7 separate regions of the Mus musculus genome follow, and regions 1, 3, 4, 5, 6 and 7 are each linked to region 2. Evidence: chromatin loops called from intact Hi-C (ENCODE). Cell type or tissue: left cerebral cortex. All regions are shown on one strand. Each heading gives the region's core, and the rest is flanking DNA. Links, peaks and the distances in the headings are about the cores only. Region 1 has its middle 140 kb from the start of Gm39638. Region 2 overlaps Slc39a10 (solute carrier family 39 (zinc transporter), member 10). Region 3 overlaps Gm39638 (a long non-coding RNA gene). Region 4 has its middle 120 kb from the start of Slc39a10. Region 5 overlaps Gm39638 (a long non-coding RNA gene). Region 6 overlaps Dnah7c (dynein, axonemal, heavy chain 7C). Region 7 has its middle 72 kb from the start of Slc39a10.

Region 1 (4,407 bases), core at 130-4,129, 260 kb before region 2:
CTATGGTCACTTGATCTTCGACAAGGGAGCTAAAACCATCCAGTGGAAGAAAGACAGCATTTTCAACAATTGGTGCTTGCACAACTGGTTGTTATCATGTAGAAGAATGTGAATCGATCCATACTTATCTCCTTGTACTAAGGTCAAATCTAAGTGGATCAAGGAACTTCACATAAAACCAGAGACACTGAAACTTATAGAGGAGAAAGTGGGGAAAAGCCTTGAAGATATGGGCACAGGGGAAAAATTCCTGAACAGAACAGCAATGGCTTGTGCTGTAAGATCGAGAATTGACAAATGGGACCTAATAAAACTCCAAAGTTTCTGCAAGGCAAAAGACACCGTCAATAAGACAAAAAGACCACCAACAGATTGGGAAAGGATCTTTACCTATCCTAAATCAGATAGGGGACTAATATCCAACATATATAAAGAACTCAAGAAGGTGGACTTCAGAAAATCAAATAACCCCCTTAAAAATGGGGCTCAGAACTGAACAAAGAATTCTCACCTGAGGAATATGGAATGGCAGAGAAGCACCTGAAAAAATGTTCAACATCCTTAATCATCAGGGAAATGCAAATCAAAACAACCCTGAGATTCCACCTCATACCAGTCAGAATGGCTAAGATCAAAAATTCAGGTGACAGCAGATGCTGGTGTGGATGTGGAGAAAGAGGAACACTCCTCCATTGTTGGTGGGATTGCAGGCTTGTACAACCACTCTGGAAATCAGTCTGGCGGTTCCTCAGAAAATTGGACATAGTACTACCAGAGGATCCAGCAATACCTCTCCTGGGCATATATCCAGAAGATGCCCCAACGGGTAAGAAGGACACATGTTCCACTATGGTCATAGGAGCCTTATTTATAATAGCCAGAAGCTGGAAAGAACCCAGATGCCCCTCAACAGAGGAATGGATACAGAAAATGTGGTACATCTACACAATGGAGTACTACTCAGCTATTAAAAAAAATGAATTTATGAAATTCCTAGCCAAATGGATGGACCTGGAGGGCATCATCCTGAGTGAGGTAACACATTCACAAAGGAACTCACACAATATGTACTCACTGATAAGTGGATATTAGCCCAAAACCTAGGATACCCAAGATATAAGATACAATTTCCTAAACACATGAAACTCAAGAAAAATGAAGACTGAAGTGTGGACACTATGCCCCTCCTTAGAAGTGGGAACAAAACACCCATGGAAGGAGTTACAGAGACATAGTTTGGAGCTGAGATGAAAGGATGGACCATGTAGAGACTGCCATATCCAGGGATCCACCCCATAATCAGCATCCAAACGCTGACACCATTGCATACCCTAGCAAGATTTTCTCGAAAGGACCCAGATGTAGCTGTCTCTTGTGAGACTATGCTGGGGCCTAGCAAACACAGAAGTGGATGCTCACAGTCAGCTAATGGATGGATCACAGGGCTCCCAATGGAGGAGCTAGAGAAAGTACCCAAGGAGCTAAAGGGATCTGCAACCCTATAGGTGGAACAACATTATGACCTAACCAGTATCCCGGAGCTCTTGACTCTAGCTGCATATGTATCAAAAGATGGCCTAGTCGGCCATCACTGGAAAGAGAGGCTCATTGGACACGCAAACTTTATATGCCCCAGTACAGGGGAACGCCAGGGCCAAAAAGGGCGAGTGGGTGGGTAGGGGAGTGGGGGTGGGTGGGTATGGGGGACTTTTGGTATAGCATTGGAAATGTAAATGAGCTAAATACCTAATAAAAAATGGAAAAAAAAACTTGAACCTTGAGCAGACTAGTTGTTCTCAACCCACCTAGGCACCCTCTTTTCTTTCAGTTCCAAGATGCCTTTCAGGCTCGAACCCACACTTGTGAGCCGCTGGCCAGCCCCCACAATCTGGAATAAAAACAAAGCAAAAACCTAGGATAGAGAAATCTATTCTCAACCATAAAAGAGCTTCTGGTGGAATCACCATGCCTGACCTCAAGCTGTACTACAGAGCAGCTGTGATAAAAACTGCATGCTATTGGTACAGTAACAGGCAGGTAGATCAATGGAATAGAATTGAAATCCCAGAAATGAACCCACACATCTATGGTCACTTGATCTTTAACAAAAGAGCTAAAACCATCCTGTGGGGGAAAAAAAATAACAGCATGTAAATTGATCTATTCTTATCTCCTGTACAAAGCTCAAGTCCAAGTGGATCAAGGGCCTCCAAATAAAACCAGATACATTGAAACTAATAGAAATGAAAGTGGGGAAAAGCCTCAAGCATATGGGCACAGGGAATATTTTCCTGAACAGAACACCAATAGTTTGTGCTCTAAGATCAAGAATTGGCAAATGGGACCACGTAAAATTGCAAAGCTTCTGTAAGGCAAAGGACATTGTCAATACGACAAAACAGCAGCCAAGAGATTGGGAAAAGATTTTTACCAATCCTACATCTAATAGAGGGCCAATATGCACTATATACAAAGAATTCAAGAAGTTAGACTCCAGAGAACTAAATAACTCTTATTTAAAAAGGGATACAGAGCCAAACAAAGAATTCACAACTGAGAAATACCAAATGCCTGAGAAGCACCTAAAGAAATGTTACTTCTTATTTGTGAAATTGTAAGATATGGGACTATAGCCTAAATAAAGACTAAACACATAACAAAGTTCATCTTATATTTCAAACAGACCCATCAAAGATTAAGTTTGAAAGCCCAACAATATTGAACAAAAATTTTGATGTCATTCATGATCTAAATATTTAAATATTTTTATATTAAATATAAGTCACAGAATTTTATGTCTCCAATCAGTTCTTACCTACCTAGAGAGAAATTTCCTCGTAACCAGTAGGTATCACAACTGTTAGGATCTCTACTCTGACTCTGGAGAGTAGAGTATATGTGTTTATCATTCCATTGTAAACCATTTTTGCCTGAAGCTAGGAGTTATGTTTCCCCTGAAAACTTAATAATTATGATCCTTGAAACTCCCCTCTAAATTCCAATGCCTAAACTTTTAACCTGCTGCTTTTTTATGGATCGTAGTCAAATTCTCTTCATTTTTTCATCTCTCTTATAATCACTGAGATCAAAGTAGGGCATATATAATTTTCCATTAAAATATAAATCTCTTTACACCATGCATTCTGTGAGTACTGGTTTGGGAGGCAAATGACTTAGAAGGAACTCATGTCTGTCTAACTTTTTACCTACTCCTTTTAGATAACTCTTCTTACCTGTCTTTGTCTTGGGTTGTTTGAAGGTGGATTCCAGAGATTGCCCTAGACTGTGTTTGCTATCTACAGGTGGTATAGTTTTATAACTTCCTGAGGCAAAACAATATATTTTAGAAGATATTTCTGTATAGCTAACTTTTTTTTTTTGCATTATCCTTTGAATAGTTTTCCTTCACAAAACAAATTATCCTTTCTTTATCCCCAGGGATTTATTATTTCAGCTTGTCAAAGTCAGTCAGAAATCTTCATACAAAGTGAAGAATTCACTTAAAATAACTGCCCTTCAAGTTCAACATGCATCAGCTAGGCTGGAGTAAGGAAAAGGAAAACAAAATATATCTGTGACTATTGAATCTGTTCCAGGAATTTATAGAAAATAAACTAGTATTTCCTAACTAGTATCATAAAGAAATTTTAAATTTGACAGCATAAATGGTACAAAGGTGAAATTATCTTTGCAATTCATCTTCCATTTTATTCTTTTCCTGTAATATTTATTTAACACCCTCATTTACTGTGTTAGGTTTCATGCCAAGAAAGCATAACAGATGTGTTTCTTGTCCTTGAAAAGCTCAGATCCTAAAATAGGTTTCTACAAAAACAAGAAAAAGTGTAACAGAGATGAAACACACAGAAAATTTATGACTCCTTCCAAGTTCCTTTACCATGGTGGGATAGCTAGTATCTGATATCGAAGAGGTCTGTGTCTCCAAGACAGAGCTCAGCATTGGGCAGCCTCTCTGTCCTGCTTTCCTCCATGTGCCTCTTAGGAGTAGCCTTGGGTAGAAGCAAATGTCCTCACTCTTTTCTCAGTTCTTTGTTCACACTTACCTCTTTCCCATTTCCATCTTCCCACACATCCCCCTACTTTCTTCCTTTATTTACATACAGGTAAAGAACTCCAACAATTTGATGTAGAGTCAATCTCATATTTTCCTTGTCTTTAGGTTCCCAAAATTTTTATCAACTTGTTTCTCTATAATCACTCTCAGATTCTTTCTTCCCACGACAAAATGTTTTTTTTTTTTTTAGGTATTTAGCTCATTTACATTTCCAATGCTATACCAAAAGTCCCCCTTACCCACCCACCCCCACTCCCCTACCCACCCACTCCCCCCGTTTGGCCCTGGCGTTCCCCTGTACCGGGGCACACAAAGTCTGCGTGTCCAATGGG
Region 2 (4,407 bases), core at 138-4,137:
AGGCACAGATCTATAAACCCAGCTACTTTGGGAGCAGGGGTGGGAGGAGACTGAGGAAGGAAGCTGGCAAGTTAGAGTCCTGGAGCTTGTCTTAAAAGTTAAGTAAAAGAGCTGAGTGGTAGGAAACTTGCCCAGGGTTTGCACAAATCTACACTTAATTGTTAGTACTGCAAATAATGTATGCCTGTATGGATATGTATCATGAGCTATGCAGGTGAATACCCTTTATCTGAAATGTTCAGGACCAGAAGTGTTTTCAGCTTTTGTTTGTGAATTAGGAGATATTTGGATATATTAAATAATGGAGTGTTTCTTGGGCTAGGGCCCAATTCTGAACATAAATTGAACTTTTACTTTGTATAAGCCAGGGTACTTACACTGAAGGACATTTTACAACCTTTTTTCTAAAGTTAGAGTTTGCCTGAGACCTGTCCAGACAAAGTTGGAGCATGTTAGTTCCCAGAACATTGTAAATTCCGTAGCATTTCAGATTTCATTACAAGGTGCTACCTGGATTAGGTCTTCCTTTTACAGCCTCTAGTCCCCTGAGATAGCTTGTAAACTACCACCCTCATCCCACTTTTTTGTCCAGACTTTTGTTTTTTCTTGATGCTTTCCCTATGTAGCTCTTGTGTGTCTGGAACTCAGGATCCACTTTCCTCAGTCCTTGGAGTCACCTTTGGCTCTGCCAGATTTTCAACCCTGGTTTGAATTACTTTGAGGAGGCCTAATGTTTAGCATGCAAGCATTGCTCTAGGAAACCTAAGCGATATATGGAGAAGATAGGGGTGTGTGTGTGTGTGTGTGTGTGTGTGTGTGTGTGTGTGTGTGTGTGTGTGTGTATTTTTTCCTCCCCAAGGGAAATTGTTCAATAGCTGAGCTGAACATTTGTTCTTAATTAAAGAAATTTATATTACATTCCTCTTGGCTCTGCAGAACCCTGGGTATTGAGCAGTATTGGGATGAATTTAGGGATTTGGAGTGAGGTTAAAGATTCAAAAACTGGATATACTATTAACTAATTTGGTTACCTTTGCAGGTTGCTTTAGCCTGGAAGTATTATAAAACCTATTCAGGAGTTTAATACGGCCTTTAATGATGATGAACCAGATAGTTGTTCTAACCCTTTCTACATTCAAACGTTTCTGTAATGATTGAATTTACTCTTTTGTTTTGCCTGATAATTGATTACCCTAGGATGATACTTAATGCTTCTACTCCTTGGGCCTTTGAGAGAATACATCTTTTAAATCTGTAGCTCATATGTAATAGCTGATAACTGTACATTTGCCTTTTTACCACTTTTATTCTGTACTTACCTGTGTATGTTTTGGTTTCTTTACAAAGCCAGATTTCTGAAGCCTATACCCCACAGCTTTTTGTCACAAAGCATCCCTGTGCTATGACACATTCAGTGACTGGGTGTAGGTAGGTAGCTTGTCTGTTGGTTTCAAACTCAGCATTGACTTAAAATCATGTGGATAAAAATACTAGTCATGAGTGTAGTGCCTGCCTCAGGAGTGGAAGTGCTGAGTTTTGTATCAAAAGGACTTAGTCACTAATACTTTAAACCAACATTAGATAAAGGAGACAACTGAAATTGCACGAGAAATGGAGGCAATCAAAGAACCTTCTTATCACAGTGATTTAATTTTAAGCCATCTTTCATCGTGTAACTCATACTAAAAATTATACACAAGGCTGGGGTGTATCTTAGCAGATGAGCTGTCTCCATAGTGCAGCCACTAACTTCCATAGTGACTTGCTGGGTTTCTCTAGCCCTACAGCAAAATGAGTGAATACAGTGTCATATCCTCTTTCTCTGTCTTTGTGTCTTGTCTGTGAGTTGATTTCCTGATACAATCCTCAACAGTTTGCTGCCCCCTAGTGTTTGATTTACTTTGAAGTTTCTTGGCACCTGCCCTTAGACTGCATTCCCTTGGATGCACCTATGGCTTTCCAGCTGCTCACTGCTGCCAATAAGAATGTGTAGCTATTTTTTTTTAAACTGATTGTGATTACATTTAGCCCTGAGTTTTCTAAGTGGGGGGAAAAAAAAACTGGATAGACAGAGAATCAAGGTACCTTCCAAAAGAATATGTGGGCTATTTTTGTTTTTAATTGCAAAAGCAATTTGTTAAAATTAGAGAGGTAAATGTTTGAAGTTAGCTTTGTATGTGAACAGTTTTCTTTATTTAATCTGGGCTTCTTGTCTTGAAAAGGGTTGTAAACTTTCTGGCTTATTTTGAACCATGTAACTGTGTTGTGCTGATAATAAAGTTTGAAAACGTCAAAATCACATGGTGACTTTGTTTTAAAAATTAATTTTTGAAAAAAAGAAAGTCTCTAGGTTATTACCATTAGATTTCTTCATCTTTTATGGTTTCAGATATTGCCAATTATCAGTTTCCAAAACATTTGTTTTTATAAAATCTGTGGTTGGGCCACAGTCATGCTTAGATTTTTCTGAAATAAGAAAATATTTTAATTCTCGGTTAAAACTTACTGAAACATTTAGAAGTGTGTTCAATAGGTATAAAGCAATATAAAACTGAAATGAGAAATTTTAAATAACACAGTTACTGAAATCATTACCAGCTCACTGTAGGCCATCTGTAGTACTTAGAAATGTTATTGTTGTATTCTATTCTGTCACATAACAGTATAGAATAGAATGTTATTTTCATAATTATTTTTAACGTATTCAGGATTGTAGGCTATCCAGGTTCAGGGACTGGATACCAAATGAACTTTTATTGTTAAAAATGTTCTAATGGGATACTAATAGCTACAGGTTTATTCAAATTATAGATAGCGTCTTGTTCCAGTCAGGGTTTTCTTTTTTTCTCTCCCTCCTCCTCTTCCTCCTTCTCCTCTTTCTCCTCTTCCTTTTCCTCCTCCTCCTTCTCTTTCTCCTCTTCTTCCTCTTCTTTTTGGTGGTGGTGGTTTTTCTATTTTTTTTTATTTTTTTTCGTGGTTAATAGTAGAAGATTTTATAATTACCCACTATATAAGTTCACTTTTTAATTCTTTTAGAAGATACTTTGCTATTGAAAGAAAGGGAAATATCAGCTAATAGTTTTTGAATTAACATTTCAACAGCAATAATTTTGTCCTTACTTTATATTCAACTTTTAGAGCCAGTTCATTACAAAAAAGCTTTTAGGGATGAGACATAATTCAGAATGTTGTAGGGAGCATCCTTATTGACCGGAGTTATACCAGAATTCCTGCGAACTGTAGCAGAGGCCAGTCTTTATTCCTCTCATTCATCTGAGACTTTTCAGTGATCAGTTTAGGATTCAAGTTGATTTTCGTTCAATATAGGAGTTAGAAAATCTCAGTTGCAGTGAGGTAATAAAGATCTGTATCCTACTGTGCTGTTTGATGTCTTAAGACATTTCAGGTGAGACGTTTAACAAACCGAGAGTATTTGTGAATTCACTGTCACGTATTTTATGATCTTTGACTTTTAAAATAGTCGTTTCTCCTGAATTAGTTTCTAGTTTATTTTCTGAGGTGTGTTTTATGTGGGCTAAATTGGTGCAGTAATGAGACGAATCTTTGGTGAGCTGTCTTTGGATGTGCCTTGCTCATTCACGTCTCATCCATGGCTGCAAATGAGAAGGTGTGTCACTGAGTAGGATGTGGGGACAGCAGGTACCCACTCTGCAGCTTTATCTGGCTAGTGTAAGTCTTCCAACCCCGGACCCATTCTTAATAGTTCATTGTATTCTACTTGTTGCTCTTAAGTATTTCCTGGTAGAATACTTGATTAGTAATGCATTCGTTCAGACGATAACTCACAGCTAATTGAGAAGCTTTGAGGACTCCCCTTTTGCATCTTCTACAGGAGAAATAGCACCTTTATTATGTCTGGAGGTGGAAGGTGAGCTGGCATGCCCTGGAGGGCTGGAATGGGACCCACCTACCACTGCCATAGGTTTCTACATTCCCCATGTCTCCTAGTCTCGCTTCTGTAATGCAGAAGTTGAATGTGTCTTCCTTGTAACTTCTTTAGAGCAGAAAATACATTATCTTTGTTTTTATGCTTTCTTTTTGCCTCTGTTTCCATTCTTCCTGTTTCCTGTTTTGCCTTTCCTCTCTTCATTAAGCACCTCATAGTTATATACTTATAAGCTGGTGAGCACATACTTGGATCTATTAGCTCTCAATACTCCCTACTGAAGATTCTCTTACATGTGAAGACATACTGTGCACTATATACTGTTAGACACAAGCTCTTTATCAAGGAAGCTGTGAGAGATCAGGTAGATGCCATTAGTGATTTCTTCCTATGTTATACAATGAGATCAGTAAAACAACATAATACAATTGTATTTCACAATGTAAATGTAAAGCCTCGTTTAATTTTAACAGTATATATAAAGTATGTAGCATCATTAA
Region 3 (4,407 bases), core at 282-4,281, 430 kb before region 2:
TATTTTGTGCTAGCCACAGGAATGGACAATTTCAAGAAATCTTGCTCAAATAACTCTCAAGACACGTTTCCATCCTCACTAGCAAGCCAGCATTGATGTTGACGTAACAAAGAGTGTTATTTTCCACAAGAGCATGTTGATGAACCTAGGATTATTTGCAGCTCTCCTACTACACTGCAGAAGTCAGGTGACTGACGTCCTGTCAGAAAATAGAAACCAATTTGTGTAGTTTCCTGACTACTTTCTGAATAGCCCAAAGCGCTGCCAGCTTGCAGTGATCAAGGAGTGGAAGCCATGGCTAGGGAGTTAACCTATTGGTTCAGTGGTAGTCCGATATGGAAAGGCACCTCCCCCCTTCCCCAAACAGGATTATTATTACTGTTCATATTATAGCATTATCACCTTTATGGCCTATAATCAAGATCTGCTCCTTGCAACTGTGCTCCTTAGGACAACTAGAGCATGCTTAGGATACACAAGTGGGATGTATGTTTCTGTGGTAGCTGAAAAAATTTCACAGTGAGAACTCACAAAGAAGATTTTTGGCTCAAGGCCATATTTGATTGTGAATAGACAGAATGAAAGATATGAATGAGCAGCCAGTGTTCCCATGGTACATGGACCTCAAAATTAATCTTAAGATGCAGTTAAAATTGATAAAAAATATTCTCGATCCTCTTCAGAGTGTATCTGAACAATAGTACTTCCTATATCTCTGATAAATTCAATTAACAGGGGAAAAATATCCCTTTCTTTATAGAACCTGAGAATTTTAATTGGAGCCTTGCACACACTAGGAAAACATGTTACTGAGCTCTATTCCCAGCCCAGCAATATCTTTATCACCTTTACGTATCTCAAAGAATGATGTGTTTGCATTATTTTGTGTAATTTGAGCGTGGAAGGAAAAATGACAATTTTGATTAATTGACATGCTACAAATAATATGGGAAAAACACTGTAGATTCAATAGTCGCCAAACTCTGCTTCCCTGAGAAGCACCATCTCCACATGTAACCACGGATGTTTATTATATAAATGTCAGGTAGTACTTATGAACATAGTGCGTTCTTTATAAATGAACGCTTTCAGTAAGGGATCCCTCAATACCTTTAGTTTTTAGCCATTTTGAATCTATAGTGCTTGGCATCCGTATTCCTAAATCCTAGTTCCCTATAATAAAGACCTCTCTCTGACTGTGATTGAATCTGGGAACTGTACCTCTATTGGAGTAAACAAGCAAAGACAACAGGGACAGAAATCTGTATAATGTTTAAACAATCACAAGATTTGTTCCTCACAACAGTAGTTCTCAGGCTGTCATAAGAATTACTCAACTTCTTAAAAGAAAAATAGTGACCATTCTATGCAAACTGGGGAATCAGCATATTAGCCAAAATCAAACACACACTACACTTGGAAAAATAAGCTATCGCAAAACTGGCACCAAAAACTTCCTCCATCAAGATGGGAAGGATGGTATCTCAGTGCCAGCATAGTGCCACAAAAGTTCCACATTGCACAGATTTTCATAATTGAGTGGTCTGGGTGGAGACCTGATAGAACCACTCTAAATGTCATTGATGCCACCGCTGATAAAGCTGAACTGTACTCACTAATATGCTACGCTCTGGGAGGTTCTTTATGCTGGAGGCTGGGACTGCTGCCCAGACACTGTGATTGTAATGAAGATAGGCATGGGACTTTAATTCCACCCTTACCCCAAATGCTGAAAAGCAGTTAGGATTGAATCCTTCTGTAAGAAGTAAGAACATGATAGACTGAGTTGAAATTTTTATTCCCAAGCATCCCAATGACAATATGCAAATATAATTTCTTTCTTAATGTTCTATTAAAATGATTGATGTCAAATTAAACCTCTGAAATAGTGGCTGCTCATGTGAAAGAGTGACAGTTGGCCAGCATGCCATTGTTATCGGTGTTAACAGTTTGCAATCTGACTGACTTAACCACCCATTGTATTTAGCATGTGTGCATCTATACATCCTAATTTGCACTTCCTAAAAGAGTATTCCTTAATGAACAATTGGACTTGTGGCAGCTGTTCCCTGATTACCTTTTCAAAATCTTATTTGCAAACAAGTTTCAGCTATCCAGTACCCAAAAGGTCGTCTAACACCATCTCATTGAATTTTTAAAGATCGAAGTAATAGCTAAAAGGTAAAATCTTCCTTTGGAAGATCTTTATGCATATGCTGTTTGCAGGACCTGCTTTCAAAGCCATATCCTCCAGAATGAAGACAAAAGGAAATAAAAGAGGTAAACCTCATGTGCCAAATGCTGTAGAGAGAAAATGCCATGCTATGCCAACCCAATACATTTCATAATCTGAGTGGCATTCTCAGACCCCCCAGCACCCTGGCAAGCTCCGGAAACCACCCCATCCAGGCGACCAGAATTCCAAAACACCTGCATACTATGTCTAAAATTAGACTATTGAAATTCTCCCTGGATTGTCACTTTCCTTTATTATGAACACATATTTTCTCCTGTCATCAAGGCTACCTTAAATGAGTAAAGAGTGCCCCCAAGTGGCTACATACAATATTCCTAAACCAAGTCCCCTAAATACATGTGTGTATGTATATGTGTATATGTACATATATGTACACATGTATGGATATGTATATATTGTTTTTAAATTGTGTTCAAACTTTTAAGAAAGACTAGGTTATTCACGTCTATTTAGAATGTATTTCAAAAAAACAAGTTATATCTCTGTAAGAACAGAATTTCCAGAAATTGTTGGCTACATGGTGATTTATTAGCATGTACATCTACAGCTTCTAGAACTCTTTCTCATTAAAAAGGTCATCATTTATGCCTAGGTATTTCAAACATACTGAATCAACGTAAGCACAGAAGATCACATAGATTTCACATAATATTCATGCCTACATATGCAGTATATTTATATCAAACTCACCCCTATCCCATCCTGCCCAGTTCTGACAACTGCCACTTTTTCTTACTAACCTCAAACACTCTCTTTTTAATTTTAAAATACACACTGAATACACTTAGAACTCTGTGTGTGTGTGTGTGTGTGTGTGTGTGTGTGTGTGTGTGTGTAGTGTGCAACCATTCTCTGAGTTCATGTAGCCCCTCATAGCCCACATTCTAAAGAGAATGTCTTTTCCTGCAAATGTCATCAACCTTCTTACCCAGCTGGAAACTCTATGAATTGTAATAAAGGAAGGAAGCAAGATTTTTAAAGTACTATGTAATGCCAGCATCATTGACCCACTTCTCCACCTTCCATTTTAAATGGTTATCCAATTTAACGGAAGGATAATTCATAGATATTACCGTAAGTCTATTTAATTATTAGCTTTGTCTTATAATCATTTATTCCCCCATTAAACAAACACATCCTGAGAATTAACATGCCAAGAACAGTATGCGGAAGACCCGAGGACAGTTCCCATCCTAAGGATGTTCAGGACAAGTAGTGCACTGGTCCTGATCATTTTTTCTGGAGACCTTGAGCACCAGCAACTGAGATCATTGTCCTTGCATATCTATAAGCAAGTACTAAAGCTTTTGCAATGTGGGCACTTTTTAATTTCACTCACAGTCACTATGACTTTGACCAGGCTCGATATCTATGAGAATTGTTCACTGTTATTCTGCATATGGCTCCTGATGTGGTGAAATGATTTATCTAAAGATGTCATAGGAAGAAAATGTCAGAATTAAAATTAATATTAAACCCCCTAAATTCCTAAACATAGGTTTTATGAGGAGGTCAGTGTGCCCTGGGATAATTCATTAAAATGAATACAGTACTTCAATAGAAGGTCATCATCCTACAGGTTCAACAATAATTACGCTGATGCTGACACTGCTCAAAATGGTTCTGGAACTCTTGCAAATTCCCCTAATGGGAAATCAGTCTTGCTGCATGTACTATTCAACACAGAACAAACAGCATCTGCCGGTGGCCTCACTACACTAGGCGATGTCAAGGGGTAAAGAGTATTCGTTGGAGAAGGAAGATAGCAAGAGAAGCCATAAGACAGAGGACATAGAGACACAAGCGGTAAAGAGGAAACAGAAAAAGAAGAGATAGAGGTGGAGATGACAGAGAGAAAGGAGATAGAGAAAGAGAAATAATTTAATAAGCACAATGACAAATATGAGTTTTGTATTTTTAAATATGAGTAGGTGGTGGCCTTTTGTAGACACAGCATACATTGTGCTATGCTGTACTAATCTAAGGCATTTAATCTGGGATTTTATATCAATTTAAAAATTGACAAAGTGTGTTTAGTTATATCTGCACTGTCTTTAAAAAAAGTATTTTACATTTTTAAGAACTCTTTTAGCCTTATGCTTTCTTCAGTTTTCTTTGGATTATCACTCTATTGCATACATAAAAAGTAA
Region 4 (4,407 bases), core at 309-4,308, 120 kb before region 2:
GTGACCAGGGTGCTCCATCTTGGATCTGCTCTTAAGCCTGCTGCACTCTTGTTGATAATCTATTCAGTTTTCATATTTACATAACAAATCCCCTGGTTGGTTTAACTCCAATCACACACTTCCTTTCTTTGATCTTTCAAAATGTATAGCTACTACTTCACAAGATAAATAAATCTTGTAAAGCCAAAGGCTGGACTGATGCCAGGCAACTGGAAATGGATGCCCATCCCACTCTAAATCTCCAGGTTCCCAAGTTCTCATATATTCTTCTCTCACACACAAAAAACCTCTCCATTCAACATTTCATGATTGTTCAGATATTGAAAAAGACTCCAAATTCTCCCAAAAGGGAAAATCCATAGTTGGTAAGTTTCTGGTAAAGTAGAGCCAAAAATAGCAAGGGATTCACTTCTTACCTAAAAACAGATGCCAAGTCAAAGCAATGTACCAGAACCCAAAACACACTAACCACAACCAATCAAACAGTACCAAAGTGAAACTGGACCTCTTCACATGACTTAAAATACTACTGGCACCTTACTGCTGTTTTCCTAAAAGTCTGAAGGCTTGGGATATAGTTCAGTCAGTGCAATCTTTGCTTAGCTTATATAATCTCTAGCATCCCAAAAACTGGGTATAATAGCATCTACCTGTATCATTGTACTCTAGTGATAAAGGCCAAAGGGTCAGGAATTCACTGTACTCTTTAGTTACATAGCGAATTTAAGGCCAGCCTTGAATACTTAAAACTGTATTTCAATAAAAACTTGAAGTCTTTCAAGCAATGGCTCAGTTTAAGAGCTCATGAACAATCATGAGTACCGGCGTTCAAATCCTAGCACACATGTAACAAGCTGGCCACCCCCACACACACAATCTCCTGTAACTCTACCACAAGGAGGCAAGCGGCAGAGGGATTGTTAGGACTTACACCTGTCTTACTCAGGTTTACAATGATTCTCTAGGAAGAATGTCCCACATCCACTCATTGTGGAAGCTGCCTGGCACTGGAAACCTAGCCAACTACCCAAGGCTAGTGAAGTCATGGACCTTGGAGGAGAACCTACCACCACTTTACTAAATCAGCATGATCTCTAACTGCACTCTCAATATCTGTCCATATGCCCACAGATAAGTGTAGTTCTCATCCTTCATCAAGGAAACTTGTTGATGCAAATGACGGAGACCACTACCGAAAAGTATAGCAAATCAAAATGTAGGATTGCAGAGCCCAGTTCCAACTGGTACATCTTTACCATAACTCCTGCACCTAAGGCTCAGGTATCATTACAGAAGAGGGAGTGGAAAGAGTATTTGAGAGAAACAGGGAGTTTGCTATGAGGTTGTACCACTGAGAAATGCCAGAAGCCACACCCATAACTACCAACTATGACCTCTACAAAGACATCACTGATAGATGTGCTACTGTGGATGGGGGAGGGGAGCCCAGGAAGCCTCAACCCTACCCAAAGAACTACAGGCTACGAAGGAATGCGGAGAACAGGAGAAAGAGTCTTTCCAGGGAAAAACTCAACAATTGGTTATTCAATACCAAATGGTCAGATCTGAAAATAAACATACAAGTAACATTATATAGACTGAGCCAGACACACACACACACACACACACACACACACACACTGTATTTAGGAATTATTTCAACAGTTGAAGAAAAACTTCATGAATTTGAAAGAGAACCAGAATGATACATGGGAAGGTCTGAGAAAAATAAAAGGAAGAGAGAAATAGTGTAAGTATGTTATAATCACAAAAAAATTAAGGAGTTAAAAGACAAACTAAAAAGAATAAATGAAAAAAAAAAATGTCCCACCAAAATACCAGCCAGCAGGGGGAGCCCAAGCAAAATTCTAAAATGGTGACAGTACTGATAACATACTAGCCAGCAGAAGTTCTGCAAACATGAGCTTTGTTATTCGGCAGAACAGTATATATTCAGCACTCCATGGACTAAGAGGATAAAGACGAAGACAGGGAGCACAGAGCCAGAGCCAGAGCCAGAGCCAGAGCCAGCTTTGTTTCTGTGCCTGCTCTCTGCCTCAACTAGCTGATTAGGTTAATTACTGCTCAGCCTCGGCTTTGCTGTATCTTTAAAGAGGCAGATAAAAGATATTTTACAACTGTCACAACCTATCTCTAGTGCTTGAAGACCTACCAGCTCTATTGTGGCATCTCTTGTAAAAGAAATCTGAATCTAACATCAAAAACTCTCTAAAGCCATTTCATTCTTTTCAATAAATATTTAAGATATTTTATCATCATCATCCTTCCTCCTCATCTTCCTCCTCCTCCTTCTTCTTCTTCCTCCTCCTCGTTCTCTCTCTCTCTCTCTCTCTCTCTCTTTCTTTTCTTTCTCTTTTTTAAAAAAATGTGACCATATCCTTGAGGCAGAAGAAAATTCTATATCTTCATGAGCTGGCAGGTCTTCTTTGAAACACAAAGAATTCCTAACTTCTAACCTTGGCAGGGACCCTTTTTCCTCCCCCTTTTCCTGTTGTGAAAACCCTCTGAAGTCTTGTCTGTAGACTAATGTAGAAAACACGGCTGTGTACAAAGGCTGCTTGTCACCTCTGAATGTACTCCATCAGCATGCTGCCTGCCACTTCATGTTGTTTAGCATCACGGACTGCTTTGCAGAAGGACACCGACGCCCACATCTATCTCCTTGAGACAGGCAGAGAAAGAAATCCTTTTTCCTGTCTCCAAAAGGACTGACAAGCTTTTAGTAGTGTTTATCTTCACTGAAGGATGATAACCTTGGATGTGAAAGTTGGAAGAGACTGATAGGATTAAGCTCCCTCATCTGCATTCCCCAGTTTTCTTTGGGGGGGGTAAAAGGCTGAAGCTTGTCTTTTTACTTGTTCACATGGATCTTTCTAAACTTAAAGTTATATTTATATACCAAAAAACAAGTATATCACTGTATGAAAATTTTGCAAAAAAAATGAGATTTTTTTTTGGTAAACCTAAAATTCTTTTAATGGATTATACATTCAGTATTTTTCCGTACTGTCCATCACTCCTCCCATATTATCCACATGGTTCTGTCTGAACTGGTATTTTGAGACTCCATATCATGTCATAGTTACACAGTCTTGAAGGTCCTCTGATTGAAGTCAAGTCTAAGGACTATTATTATTTACACTGGATTGACTCAAGGGCAATATAATCTCCCCTGATTGTTGTCAATTCTATGAACTAGATGATTATTTACACCGGATTGACTCAAGGGCAAAGATGGGTAAAACTGGTGTTCCACCATTAACTTGTATATTAGGATTCTCTTGTAATCTAGATTGTGACCTAGAGTCAATATTACCAAAGTTCAATAGGTACAGCTGTATCTACTAGGTGGACAGTGTGATTTACCAGAGGACTGTTTACAGAAAGGACTGTGAAACCCCTAAGAAAGAATAAAAACCCAGGTACTGAACTTTGACTCAGAGGAGAACCCTTTTTCTGACTCCAGTGTCATATTTGTTCCAGCTCACCAAGATTTCCGGTCTACTGCATAAAGAACACTACATGAACAACAACTGTGCCTAGGCCTTGGACTCCAGCAGGAACCTCATTGAGCTTTAAGGGAGCACTGTGGTTTCTAGTGAGTGATTGGCAGTGGGCTTCTAAGCCCAGCAGCAGCTGGGTACAGGTGAATTGTCAGGCAAGGCTCAGGTTAAGCTCTGCAGTTCATTCCAGGCAGAAAGGCACAGGCCTTGCCAAATAAATAAATAAATAAATAAATAAATAAATAATCACATGAAAGGGGTCCTTGAAGGCACCTCTATGAATCTCCTCCTCTCCATTTCCTTAGGAGTACTGAGCCATTCCAAGATCTGTGGCAGGAATGAATTCTCAGATTACAAGGGTGAGATCCGAATGGGGCCTCAGAGGTGGCTTTACACTGGACTGGTTCCTCTCTACAGTTACTTGACTGCCAACAGAGATTGAGTCAGCATTGCCCACAGACAAGCTTTGAGCTTGTTTTTTGTTCCCAAGTGGACAAAATCGTCTTGTGGTCTTAATCTGACCTTCAGGGGGTGTTTAGCTGTCTGGGCTTTGGCCTTGAATTTCTTCACAAGACTATCTAAAAGTTATCCTATCTGGTTTTGTCTTAGAAATCGAGATTGCATCCTCAGTGTGTTATCCTAATGAAACACAAGGCCTCTCTTGTTCTTTTCAAACCATTTGTACAGACCATGAAGGCCATTCTTCACTCTGAATTATTTTTTATTCATCCACCTTTCAAACTTCACAAAATAAGCATTAAATCTTACAGATATGTTAGGGAACAAGATTTATTTTATTTGGTAAACTTAATGTAAATTATGACTATTTTTTAAATAACCTAATATAAAGCATAATGAGATTAGTGAAACTCCATGACCAGGC
Region 5 (4,407 bases), core at 193-4,192, 420 kb before region 2:
TGTTAAAGAATAAATGCAATGTATCCAGTTATCCAGGACTAGTGAAATTTATGAATTTTAGAGAATAAATTAACAAGCATAATCACTAACTGTATTCTAAACATTTGTCTTCATACCCACAGATTAAATTAGTCCTCCCTACTGCTCAAAGAAACTTCTCTTTGTAACAAAGACCATTTCAGGAAACAATAACCAATAAAAGTACAGAGTTGAGAACCCTAGTCCCAGTGACTACATCTACAAAACAACTCCTACACCTAAAGCTCAGGGACCATAGCAGAGGGGGCCAGAAAAATTGTAAGAGCCATAGGACAGAAGACTTTTCTGTGAGACTATGTCTCCTAGAAATTTCAGAAGCCGCATCCATGAAGCCTTTGAAAACATGGACTGAACAAGGATGATGTCAATAAACATGTTAACATGGGCCTCCACTTTATACAGAGTACTACCGAAAAAGAAGAAACACTAAGAGTGGAAGAAAGAGCCCTGTTCAGGGATGAACACAGCAGCTAGTTATCCAATACCAATATTATCCTTAAAAACATAGACACAAGGAACAGATGTAACAGGGTTCATTCATGCATTTATAAATATATGCATATTTTATATAAATATATAAGCATATTTATATACATGTATATTATATGTATTAAATATAAAGATATATCAATGAAAGAAAACGAGTTCTTGGATTTGATAGATCTCAAGAAAGATACAATGAAGAGCTTATAAGGAGGAAAGGGGAAGAGAAAATGATGTAATTATAATTTTAAAAGATAAAAATATTTTAAATGCTTAAGTCAATGAAAAAAGTCCCTTCCAATGAATGTTTTACACAATAAATTTGATTGAGTTTTGGGCCCATTAAACATCGACCCTTACTTGGGGTAGTGATAAAGGATTTCTGCTTTGAGGAAGCTATATATAACTAGTCTGTGTGGTATGTTTATGTGTTTATTTTATATAATATATATTTTTATCTTGTTAATATAGGAAGATTTGGTTCACAATTTCAACATTCATAAGTGAGTCAGAATCTCTAAGACAACTGAAAATTGTGATTCTTATGCAGACAACATGAGGTAAACTTGAGAAGTCCTTTAAACCCTAAGTTTGTAGGAGCAAAGATGTCTACATGTCTGTCATTTGTGTTACAAATTTCTAATCTGTTCAAAGGAGAGGCATGTGGTTGGTTCCTATTCCATTACATTTTTGTTGCATCCCTTCTCACCTTCTTTTATTACTGTTCTTTATCCAATTTCCTAGGGTGACTGTTTAGTTCATGACTAGCCATTTGCCCCTCATTACTTTATCCTTGGAAATAAATTTCTTTCTAGGGCTCCTTTAGCTGACTGTCACAGATTTTATAAATAAGGCTTACCATCTCTGAAATTTTAAGTTGTAAAGATGTACATTCATTAGAACTATCAATAGCCACCTTTCTTTCCATAAAGAATAATGTAAAAGCATAGAATGTGCTAAAATTAATGCGCCTGCAAAAGAAAAAAATTCAACTCATGTCACAGTCCTCTAAGGCCTAAAATAAACCAAAACTTGATAAACAACTTAAATAATTTCAAAATTAAAAATTCCTGACTATTCCAATGTTAATAAAATACATTGTACTCATTTCAGTTCCACAACATTTAAGATCAGAGTGAACAGATTACTACATATATGGTTCCAGCTGCCACACAATAAAATAAATACATAAATGTAAATGATATTTTTAAGAGATCTGTTCTCCTACACTCTAGAAATATCATAGCATTCGGTTTTAGATTACTTTAAATGTGTTCCTCCATTTAAATACAATGTTATGTTCTACTACTCTTGGGCATACCCAAAGGACATATATCTTACTACAAAGGTATTTGCTCTTTCATGTTCATTGTTTTGAAATGGACAGGAAATGGAAACAGGTCACCAAATGATTAATGGATGGTGAAAATGTGATAAATCTTCACAAGAAATGTTGTTCAGCTGTTTACAAAAATGAAATTTACAGGTAAAGGGCTGGAGCTGAAAACAGTCCTTCTGAGTGAGGAATTTCAGGCCCAGAATACTGGCTGGTTTTGTGTGTCAACTTGACTCAGGCTGGAGTTACCACAGAGAAAAGAGTTCAGTTGGGGAAGTGACTCCATGAGATCCAGCTGTGGGGTATTTGCTCAATTAGTGATCAAGGGGGGAGTGCCCTTGTGGGTGGTACCATCTCTGGGCTGATAGTCTTGGGTTCTAAAAGAAAGCAAGCTGAGCAACGCAGGGAAAGCAAGCCAGTAAGTAACATCCCTCCATGGCCTCTGCATGAGCTCCTGCTTCCTGACCTGCTTGAGTTCCAGTCCCGACTTCCTTTGGTGATAAACAGCAGTATGGAAGTATAAGCTGAATAAACCCTCCCCCACCCCAACTTGCTTCTTGGTCATGTTGTTTGTACAGGAATAGAAACCCTGACTAAGATGAATTGGTACCAGCATAGTGGGGTATGCCTGTGACAATTTGACCATGTTTTGGGGAGGACTGTGGAATGACTTTGGAACTTTGGGCTAGAAGATCCTATTGGTATTAAGAACTCTGTGGGATGTTGTGTAGGAGCTTGGAAGATAATGTTGAGAACAGTGCAGAAGATGGAGGCCTGGTTTGTGAAATTTTAGAGGGAAGATTAAAGACTCTTATCAGGGCCGTTGTTATTTTGACTGTGAAGATTCTGTGGTTTTGGTTAGCTGAGGCTGAAGAATCAGCTGTGATTAACAAGATACCAGAACTACTAAAGTGAAACCTTTGCATTACTAGGACTATTGATGCTGGTTACCTGGAGCTAGGAAATTTGTGGAGATTAAGAAAAGATCAGCATCATTGAGGTGGCATCTTCTTGAAAGTGTTTTCTCAGAGAACAAAGAGGCTGTGTTCCAGAAATAGCCAAGGTTGTACCTTGTGCTGTGACTGGACTTGGTAATGTGTAAGAGTCATCCAGGTGGTACTGGTTTTGAAGGCATGAAGGGATCCGGAAGAGCAGCTGAGGCTTAACACTGTGAGAGGCCATGAAAGGCCTTTGGTGAAGGTACAGCCTCAGTTGCAATTGATGGCCCAGGACTGAAGTGGTCATGCAAAGGAGTTGAGACTTGTCACCATGAAGAGAACCTATGAGAGGCTATTGGTGAAGCCTAGTTACAGTGGAAGATGGCAATATTTTGGAGATGCCAATAGCATGAGATGACTACCAAGAACAGTAGCAGCAGTGGGGTACAGGTAGCTGGAGCCTAGAAGACAAGGTGTGTGCTATAAAGGGCAGAGCTGGAGGAGTGACCCAAGTCCTTGGAGGAATCCAGAAGATTGTGAGTAGATCCCAGACATTGCACAGTTGGAGTTTGATTTTGCTTTTGATTGTGACTGTGTCCTGATATTTTTCCCTCTTGAAGGAAAAAAGTATTTTAGTGGAGCCCACAGTTACCCAATGGAGGAGCTAGAGAAAGTACCCAAGCAGCTAAAGGGGTCTGCAGCCCTATAGGTGGAACAACAATATGAACTAACCAGTACCCCTGGAGCTCGTGTCTCTAGCTGCATATGTAGCAAAAGATGGCCTAGTCAGCCATGATTGGGAAGAGACGCCTTGGTCTTGCAAACTTTATATGCCTCAGTACAGGAGAACGCCAGGGCCAAGAAGTGGGAGTGGATGGGTAGGGGAGCTGGGGTGGGGGAAGGGGGGGTATGGGGGACTTTTGGAATAGCATTTGAAATGTAAATGAGAAAATACCTAATTAAAAAAAAGAGACTGGATTTTTAAAAGACTGAATTTTAAAAGATATTGGATATTTTAAGGGGATTGAACTTTTAATATGTAAAGACTGTGGGACGTTTTAAGTTATTTAGATCTTAAGGATGAATAAGAATATAAGGGTTTTTAGTGATGTGCTTGTGTGTCAAGTTGACAAGGGGTCAATTGTACTGGCTGGTTTTGTGTCAACTTGACTCAGGCTGGAGTTATCACAGAGAAAGGAGCTTCAGTTGGGGAAGTGACTCCATGAAATCCAGCTGTGGGGCATTTTCTCAATTAGTGATTAAGAGGGGAGGGCCCCTTGTGGGTGGCATCATCTCTGGGCTGGTAGTCTTGGGTTCTATAAGAAAGCAAGCTGAGCAAGCCAGTAAGTAACATCCCTCCATGGCCTCTGCATCAGCACCTGCTTCCTGACCTGCTTGAGTTCCAGACCTGACTTCCTTTGGTGATGATGAGTGATGTGGAGTTTTAAGATGAATAAACCTTTTCCTCCCCATCTTGCTTCTTGGTCATGATGTTTGTGCAGGAATAGAAACCCTGACTAAGACACCCAGAATGAAGCATCACATATTTTCTCTCATTTGTGGAGGTTATCTTGGAATATTCCAATATATGTGTTGCAATTGGAATACTTT
Region 6 (4,407 bases), core at 135-4,134, 260 kb after region 2:
AAATAATTTATAAACTACTTGAGTGATAAAAATATAAAACTTTTAAAATATAAATATTCCAAAAGAGTCCTGACCCATAGGTTGAGAAACACTGAGCAGAGACCCATGGACCATGAAGGGGAAGGCAGTCCCAGTTTCAGGAGAGATGCAAGGAAGTGGGTGGGGCAAAGCAGAGTGAAAAGGCCACTAAAGCCAAGCTTCAAGATCTCCAGCTTTCTCTCAAAAGCTACAACTGTCAGCATGTGCTTGTTACAAAAATAAGAAGTAAACAACACCCACCTAAACAGGCTAGCTGTCAACCTCATCCCTATTTGTGACATATTTGAGAATGGCCCACCGCTGAGACCATAGAAGCCATAAAGCACCACAATGCCTGGCTTTTATTGATGTACTTTGAATATGGATGAAAAGATCAATATGGTGAAGAGGAGAGGTGGACCCTCAAAATCTTAAAAAAATATGCAGTAAAATAAAAATTCCATTCCAAGGTCCATGCCCTTCCGAAATAATTATTCAGAAACACAATGTATATTTTCAATAACTGATAACCTATAATTGAAAATAATCTTAGAATATTCTTGTTCATATAAATGTAGCTAGCTATCCATTATTACTTATGTACTATCTTATTCCAAAATATGAAATGTGACCAGATGAGTGCAGCTGAGCCTCTGGGTGTGGACGCACTCACCGGGTGGGATCCTTGGTCTCAGACAGGATCTCGAGGAGCTCATCGTTGGACAGGAAGAAGAACCTGGGGAAGAAGAGGCGCTTCTTTTCCAAGTACTCATTCAACCCTTTAAGAATGAGCTCCAAGAGTTCGTTGGACTTTTTCAGCCTCTCCAGCATTCGCTCGATAGTCACAACTGCCAGGACTTGCTTATCCTAAAAACAGTAAGCAAACAGCACTTGTCTCAGTTTGATTTCTGTCGCTGGGATAAATACTATGATCAAAAGCAATTCATGGAGGAAAGGGTGTTGTTCATCTAACGTCTCCAGGTCACAGCCCATCACTGAGGAAACCAAGGAAGGAGCCCAAGCTGAAACCTGAACACAGGAACTGAACCTGAGACCACGGAAGAGAGCTATTCCTCAAGGCTCGCGGAGTCTGGAGTTTATACAACTCAGGACCAAGTTACTGTGTGTGACTGTACGTGTGTGTGTGTGTGTGTGTGTGTGTGTGTGTGTGTGTGTGTGTGTGTGTGTGTGTGTGTATGTGTGTGTGTGTCATTGCCCACAGTGGGCTGGACCCTCCCACATCAATCATTATTCAATACCCCACAATCATGCACACAGGCCAGTCTGAGAAAGGCAATTGCTCAGTGGAGGTTCCCTCTTCCCAGGAGCCTTTAGTTTGTATAAAGTTGAGAAAAAACTACCCAGTTCAGCATGAAATTCAAAATAGTAGTTATTAATTTTTATTTCTATTTACATGATAGTTGAAATTTTTCACTTAGTAGAACAAAGATTATGGGAACTTTTAAAATGGTAGTCTTGAATATTCTATGCCTGCCATGATCTTTCACATAACAGTCATGTTGGGAACACCTCAAGCCCCAGTGTTCCCAACTTCCCACTGTAACCAGGAATGTAATAGGACATTCTAGGAAGGTTACATGAAATTCAAACAAGAGGATGACAATTTAAGAGAAAAACACTGAATTTTAAAATTAACTAAAAACTTATTTTTTCAATTGTACTCAACCATGACTGAAAGTTATACCAAAATATCAGTTGAAAATTGTTTCACGTGTGAATTTTATTCTAGGACTAGAGATAGGGCTGAATCATCCTTTGGCACATGCAGGGCCCTGGTTTCCATTGCCAGCTCCAGCAGAAAGAAAATGCTTTCTTTGCTTTTCTCTTTTTCTAGTGGGGCTGAGAAAATTAAATTTCTCTTTTTTATTGGATATTTTATTTATTTACATTTCAATCTTATCCCTTTTCCTGGTTTTCACTCTGGAAACCCCCATCCCATCCTCCTTCTCCCTGCTCCTCATAGATGAGGGTGCTCCCCCATCCACCCACCCACTCCCGCCTCCCCAACCTGGCATTCCCCTACACTGAGGCATCAAGCCTTCACAGGACCAAGGGCCTCTCTCCTCTCATTGATGTCCGACAGGCCATCCTCTGCTACATATGCAGCTGGAGCCATAGGTCCTTCCATGTGTACTCTGGTTGGTTGATATTGTTGTTCTTCCAAGGCGGTTGCAAACCCCCTCAGCTCCTTCTGTCCTATATCTAACTCCTCCATTATGGATCTTGTGCTCAGTCCAATGCTTGTCTGTGAGCATCCACCTCCATATTTATCAGGATTTCGCAGAGCCACTCAGGGGTCAACTATATCAGGCTCCTTTCAGTATGAACTTCTTGGCATTTGCAAGGGTGTCTGGATTTGGTGTCTATATATAGATTGAGTGCCCAGGTGAGGCAGTCTCTGGATGGCCTTTCCTTCATTCTCTGCTCTAAACTTTGTCTCAGTATTTCCCCCTTTGAGTATTTTGTTCCCCCTTCTAAGAAGGATGGAAGCACCCACACTTTGGTCTTTCTTCTTCTTGAGCTTCATGTAGCCTGTGAATTGTATCTTGAATATTCTGAGCTTTTGAGCTAATATCCACTTATCATTGACTGCATACAATGTGTTTTTTTTTTTTTTTTGTGACTGGATTACTGCACACAGGATGATATTTTCTAATTCCATCCATTTGCCTAAGAATTTCATGAAGTTGTTTTTTTTTTTTTTACAGCTGAGTAGTACACCATTGTGTGATTGTACCACATTTTCTGTATCCATTCCTGTGTTGAAGGACATCTGGGTTCTTTCAAGCTTTTGTCTATTATAAATAAGGCTGCTATGAACATAGTGGAGCATGTGTCCTTATTACTTGTTGGAGCATCTTTTGGGTATAGGCCCAGGGGTGGTATTTTTGGGTTTTCAGGTAGAACTATGTTCAATTTTCTGAGGAATTGCTGGACTGATTTCTAGAGGGGTTGTACCAACTGGTAATCCCACCAGCAATGGAGGAATGTTCCTCTTTCTCCATATCCTCACCAGCATCTGCTGCCATCTGAGTTGTTGATCTTAGACATTCTGACTGGTGTGAGGTGAAATTTCAGGGTCATTTTAATTTGCATTTCTCTGATGACTAAGAATGTTGAACACTTATTTAAGTGCTTCCCAGCCATTTGGTACTCCTCAGTTTAGAATTCCTCAGTTTAGAATTTTGTGTTTTGTACCAGGAGATAAAAATGGATTGATGTGCATTCTTCTACATGCTAACCTCCAGTTGAACCAGTACCATTTGTTGAAAAGTCTGCCGGGCGTGGTGGCGCACACCTTTAATCCCAGCACTCGGGAGGCAGAAGCAGGCGGATTTCTGAGTTCGAGGCCAGCCTGGTCTACAAAGTGAGGTCCAGGACAGCCAGGGCTATACAGAGAAACCCTGTTTCCAAAAACCAAAAAAAAAAAAAAAAAAAAAAAAAAAGAAAAAAAAAAGAAAAAGAAAAAGTAAAGGCTGTCATATTTTTCCACTGGATGGTTTCAGCTCCTTTGTCAAAGATCAAGTGACCATAGGTGTGTGGGTTCATTTCTGGGTCTTCAATTCTATTCCATTGATCTACCTGCTTGTCTCTGTACCAATACTGTGTGGTTTTTTTTATCAGTATTGCTTGTTATCAGAAATGGTGATTCCCTCAGAAGTTCTTTTATTGTTGAGAAAAGTTTTCACTATCATCGTTTTTTTGTTATTCCAAATGAATTTGCAAATTGTTCTTTCTAACTCTATGAAGAACTGAGTTGGAATTTTGATGGAGATTGCACTGAATCTTTAGATTGCTTTTAGCAAGATAGCCATTTTTACATTACTCCTGCCAATCCATAATCATGGGAGATTTTTTCCAACTTCTGAGATCTTCTTTGATTTCTTTCTTCAGAGACTTGAGGTTCTTGTCATAAAGGACTTTTACTTGCTTGGTTAGAGTCACACCAAGGTATTTTATATTATTTGTGACTATTGTGAAAGATGTAATTTCCCTAATTTCTTTCTTAGTCTCTTTATCCTTTGAGTATAGGAAGGCTACCATTTGGTTTGAGTTAATTTTATATCCAGCCACTTTCCTGAAGTTGTTTGTCAGGTTTAGGAGTTCTCTGGTGGAATTTTTGGGTTCAATTAACTATACTATTATATCATCTGCAAATAGTGATATTTTTGACTTCTTCCTTTCCCCAATTTGTATGCCTTAGACCTCCCTTTGTTTTCTAATTGCTCTGGCTAGGACTTTGAATATTATATTGAATAGGTAGGGAGAGGGTGGGCAGCCTTGTCTAGTTCCTGATTTTAGTGGGATTGCTTCAAGTTCCTCTCCATTTAGTTTGATGTTGGCTACTGGTTTGCTGTATATTGCTTT
Region 7 (4,407 bases), core at 147-4,146, 76 kb before region 2:
AAAGTGCCAAAGCATATATTATCACTTCCTCAAAATCTTTCAAGAACTGAAAGGAAGCCTAAGGCAGAAGGATTTTGAGTTTCAGATCATTCTTAGCTGCATTCCAACCCAGGGCTTTATGAGACATTTGTGTCAAAAAGCAAAGCCAAAAACAAAACAACAACATTTTGAAGGAAGTAACAGAACACCACAGAAGAATTTCACTTCACATGATCCATCTTCTTCTGATGTCTAACAGAATGTAGGGAACCCCTCCACCCTCTAGACTGTTAGGGTATTTACTGGAGAGAAGTTTTCAATTCTCAACAGTTGCTTTTCCATTAGGAAAAGAAATGTTGTGTGTTTTTTACAGAAGTCCAACCAAACCTCTGAAGAAAACTGGACAGGCAGGTCTTTGAATTCCTGCTCATATGATGCATACAGGTATCCAGCCATCTGACTGAATACTATTTAAATGAGAGGTAAATAAAGAAAGGATTTACCCTGTCTCTATAACCCTGAGAATAGATGGATTGAGGGTAACAGATTTTTTTTTCTTCAGTCACAGAAATTATACTGATTGTTTTCTGGATGGTCTCAATACTTAAATACTTAATACTACACAACTGTATTTTTAGATAAATTATTTTAAAAATAAAGTTAAAACAACAAAGAAATACAAAGAGCTGGGAAAGTATCACTTTCATGCATGCAGAAGGCTCTGGGTTCCACACCAAGCAGTGCCAGTATATAAAAGAAATTTCAGAGTTGGCCAAAGTTAGAGATGATTGAGGCATAAAAGAAAGAAAATGTTAAAGGCATTGGTGGAGGAGGAGGCTATTTGAATCTATAGTTAGTGCATCAACTCCACATGGCCTTCCCATTTCTCTATAGCTTTGTTTTGTGGAAATGGTTATCTCATTGTGTCCCTGTCCCTGTCACATGTGTATCTGTCACAGCGTGCAGGCTGCAATCACAAGGAAACAAACAACTGCACGAACTCAAAGCTGGAGACTTTGATAAGAGTTTCTTTGCACTTCATACAAAGATTTTTGACTTGGTGTTTTTCTAAGACAACTGAAACTTTCTCACTGAGTTTAAACAGGTGGATGTGAATACACTGAGGTGTCTCCTTGTCTTAAATGGATCTAGAGCGGGAAGACTGAGTCATTGTGAATGCTTATCAATAAAAATACATTGGGCTGTAGAATCTTACAGTTGACAGATTATTGATCTTTCTCTAAAAAGTAAAAGACCTGTGCCATCTGTTTATAAACCAGATGACTGATGCTGTGGAAAATCTTTCCCTTGGGAAATAGCCCTGCAGCCAACCAGAGAGAAGTCTAGGCACTTTTGAAGAGGCTTTGGTACAAGGAGCCAGCTCTTCACAGCTATTAGTTGGACAAAACAAAGACAGTTTCCTCTGGTCCCTATTTTAGTTTACTCTTTGAACTCCCAACAGTTTATTGTTATTGTTATTACTCTTGGTTTGGCACAGATTCTTTCAAAAATTATCTTGGTTCCCGTTTTTGAAGTCTTTTTCTTAGAAAAAAAAAAGGCTTGTTGACTATAGTTTTTAATGTGTTCCACCTCTAAGCCATCATTTATTGAAGGATGCAGCCTAGAGAGCATCATCAGTTCTGACCCCAGCTGCAGCCTGGATGTGAGGACACAGTAGCAGGACATGGAGATCTAAGGTAGGTACAACAGTATCTCAACATAAACACCACCGCTAGATGCAAGCCAGAGATGGAGTTTCGTATGCTGGGCGCACACAGCTCTCTCTATCAATACTATTTAATATAATTTAATTCTATCAGAACATCTCATATTTATCAATACAGTTCATCTTCATCAATACAACTCATCTCTATCAATTGTACTAATCTTTATCAGTAGCATTCATCTCTCTCTGTGATTCATTATTATAAGTACAGATCATCTCTATCAACATAACTCATGTCTATCAATACTAATTCTCTCTCTTGATACTGCTCATCTGCATCAATATAACACATCCCTATGGATAAGATTTATCTATTAATATATCTCAACACTATCAATTTAACACCTCTCTGTCAATCAACTTATCTCTGTTAACCTTAGTCCTCTCAGAAAGATTTTCTGTCTTATGCATAATACTCTGGGAATCATTTCCCATTGTCACCCAGTCATTTCTATGCAAATAGTCATCCATGGCCACTCATCACTAGAGGGCATTGTGCAGTGTTCCTTGACAGCAGTAACTAAATTGGCAGAATAACAGATCTGAATTATTTTTCAGCATTTTTTTTTATAGAATTGCAAGAATCTAAATCTGACCCTGAGACTCAGAACATAGCTTAGTAGAAGACTCTGGACTCTGGGTTCAGTCTCTAGCAGCACACACACACACACACACACACACACACACACACACACACACACGCACATATCAATAAATAATTCTTTTTTATGGAATTTCTTTTTTATGGAATTTATAGGTTTGGCTCTGTGAAATTTGTTTCTTGTTTGAGATTTTTCTCCTCAATGTATTTTCCTAGACCATAATTCAACAATTAATTGATTCTTCATTTAAGTTTTATTGTCCAAGTCTTGAATACAAACATTTACTTAGAGACCTTACAGACTGTGTGTGTGGCGCAGGGGAGGTGGTGGTGGTGGTAACACTGAGAATTGTGAACACATTGAATCAATGCTTCTGACTCTGAGAAATAAAGCTCAATACATCTAGGATGTCCATATGATAAGCAAGTATATGCACATATATTCAAATGCAGGTATACAAACATACACATACATATAAACATGGATAGGCCATGTGCATGTAATAGTATAAAAATGATCAACTAATGTTTTCATAAACATGAACTTTATTAAGGAATATGACAGTTATAAATAAAACTAATGTAAATGTATATTTATGAAAAGTTTTATTTTCTTGCAGATATGACATTAGTTTGGCCATTTTAATTTGTTGTATTCCCTTAGCCTTTATAATATTAAGTTTATAATACTAAATATTATACTCTAATATCTGTATTATCAATATGGCAGAAGCCTTTGAAAATCATAATTAGAACTTAAGACCTGAAAATCTGTAGTTAATAACTGATTAAAATGTACTATATGAAGTGAGGTTAACAAAATTAAAGACAGGTATATAGACAACGATACACATAAATTGATAGCTGGATTATGGATAACATCTAATAAAGTATTCCATACTAAATAGTTACCTAAAATTTTTAATATTAGGGCTGGGCATGTAGTTCAATAGTAGAATGGCTGTTTACCATTTGTAGAGGCATGGTTTCAACCCTCAGTGCTACTTTAAATTAAATTAAAAATTTTAAACTATGATATCAATCAATTTTCATGTAATATCTGAAGAGATGTTTTAATTTGCCTTTCAATTTCTGCTATGTTCATTCATCTACTCTTACAAGCATTAATTGATTTACTGGGAATTCAGTACTGGAAATGCAAGACAAATAGCATACTAAATTTGTGCCCAGAAAACTGTTAATCTATATTTTTTCAACATTTTTGAAGTGCATTTCACAGCCACAGAGAGGAGGGGGAGGAAGGGCAAAGATAGGAGAGAGATGAACTTCAGTAGTAGATGGTGATACAAGCTGCATGGCTTAGGGTCTCTCCCTCTGGCAGTCTCAGGCCATCATTGTACCCTTATATAAAACTGGATAAAAGTGATTTTATGTGAAAGAGATTTTTAAACTGTAAAATACTTTTTTTTTAATAGAATAGAGTTTATTTAGAGCATGGCGAGGGGAGTTAAGAGAGTAATAGCGGCAGAGAGAAAGGCAGAGAGAAGGGGAGAATAGAGAAGTAGAGGCCTGCCATGACCACGTGGAGAGAGGGGGGAAAGGAATGGGAAGAGAGGGGATATAAGAGAAAACAAGAGCATAAGAGGTAAAATACTTTTTAAATGTTTTTTTTAATCTTATAAATGTTTCCTGTGAGAATATCATTGTCTGTCTAAATAGAAATTTGACTCTATAACCATGTGTTTCTTTAAATTTTTTATTTCAAAATTCCAACAGTATGAATAAAACAAATAAATTTTCACCTGCCAGTGGTGGCGCACTCCTTTAATCCTAGCACTCGGGAGGCAGAGCCAGGCAGATTTCTGAGTTCGAGGCCAGCGTGGTCTACAAAGTGAGTTCCAGGACAGCCAGGGCTACACAGAGAAACCCTGTCTTGAAAATAAATAAATAAAATTTCAGCATACCTTGTCAAACAGGAAGTGGGCAGGTGCACCCTGTTCTTAGAAAGAGGCAGTGGTAGCTAACGTAGAAGCCCTATAATTGCATCAGTTTCAGATATAGACTGTGACCACTCCCTCTTCTGCTCTGTTAATTCCCACTGGAGTTTTTCTCGGTTTGTTTCTTTCTATAATTAAAAAAC

Evidence for each region. Hi-C counts contacts between places; a loop is a spot of excess contacts. Peaks named below come from ENCODE experiments on the same cell type or tissue, not always from the same donor. Only the 100,000 strongest peaks of a DNase experiment are listed, where the experiment ranks them.
Region 1: a loop joins it to region 2, with 5 times the contacts of the local background. A loop is called at or near these places in 2 of 42 quality-filtered maps.
Region 3: a loop joins it to region 2, with 2.4 times the contacts of the local background. A loop is called at or near these places in 5 of 42 quality-filtered maps.
Region 4: a loop joins it to region 2, with 6 times the contacts of the local background. A loop is called at or near these places in 21 of 42 quality-filtered maps.
Region 5: a loop joins it to region 2, with 5 times the contacts of the local background. A loop is called at or near these places in 6 of 42 quality-filtered maps.
Region 6: a loop joins it to region 2, with 4 times the contacts of the local background. A loop is called at or near these places in 2 of 42 quality-filtered maps.
Region 7: a loop joins it to region 2, with 2.2 times the contacts of the local background. A loop is called at or near these places in 20 of 42 quality-filtered maps.

Annotation. Positions count from the first base shown.
Region 1 is chr1:47,112,104-47,116,510 of GRCm38, reverse strand. No RefSeq gene overlaps it. Among named protein-coding and RNA genes, the nearest start is that of Gm39638, 140 kb to the left of the region's middle. In left cerebral cortex, for the core only: no CTCF peak of the experiment used is centred there; DNase peaks (open chromatin) are centred at 1,892 and 3,909; H3K27ac peaks cover 1,306 bases.
Region 2 is chr1:46,847,418-46,851,824 of GRCm38, reverse strand. The region is part of intron 1 of Slc39a10 (solute carrier family 39 (zinc transporter), member 10); the gene reads left to right. Among named protein-coding and RNA genes, the nearest start is that of Slc39a10, 4.0 kb to the left of the region's middle. In left cerebral cortex, for the core only: a CTCF peak has its summit at 1,877 (motif pointing left); DNase peaks (open chromatin) are centred at 638, 1,476 and 1,873; H3K4me3 peaks cover 1,200 bases; H3K27ac peaks cover 1,461 bases.
Region 3 is chr1:47,276,079-47,280,485 of GRCm38, reverse strand. The region is part of intron 1 of Gm39638 (a long non-coding RNA gene); the gene reads right to left. Among named protein-coding and RNA genes, the nearest start is that of Gm39638, 26 kb to the right of the region's middle. In left cerebral cortex, for the core only: a CTCF peak has its summit at 2,562 (motif pointing left); a DNase peak (open chromatin) is centred at 2,512; H3K27ac peaks cover 362 bases.
Region 4 is chr1:46,968,157-46,972,563 of GRCm38, reverse strand. No RefSeq gene overlaps it. Among named protein-coding and RNA genes, the nearest start is that of Slc39a10, 120 kb to the right of the region's middle. In left cerebral cortex, for the core only: a CTCF peak has its summit at 1,850 (motif pointing right); DNase peaks (open chromatin) are centred at 1,873 and 2,648; H3K27ac peaks cover 2,240 bases.
Region 5 is chr1:47,265,274-47,269,680 of GRCm38, reverse strand. The region is part of intron 1 of Gm39638 (a long non-coding RNA gene); the gene reads right to left. Among named protein-coding and RNA genes, the nearest start is that of Gm39638, 16 kb to the right of the region's middle. In left cerebral cortex, for the core only: no CTCF peak of the experiment used is centred there; no DNase peak of the experiment used is centred there.
Region 6 is chr1:46,591,419-46,595,825 of GRCm38, reverse strand. Dnah7c (dynein, axonemal, heavy chain 7C) reads right to left here. Exons shown (of 65, transcript NM_001310335.1): 20 at 692-885. Among named protein-coding and RNA genes, the nearest start is that of Dnah7c, 170 kb to the right of the region's middle. In left cerebral cortex, for the core only: no CTCF peak of the experiment used is centred there; DNase peaks (open chromatin) are centred at 1,801 and 2,063; H3K27ac peaks cover 456 bases.
Region 7 is chr1:46,922,971-46,927,377 of GRCm38, reverse strand. It overlaps a transcript of Slc39a10 not described here. Among named protein-coding and RNA genes, the nearest start is that of Slc39a10, 72 kb to the right of the region's middle. In left cerebral cortex, for the core only: CTCF peaks have their summits at 2,185 (motif pointing right) and 4,041; no DNase peak of the experiment used is centred there; H3K4me3 peaks cover 1,264 bases; H3K27ac peaks cover 724 bases.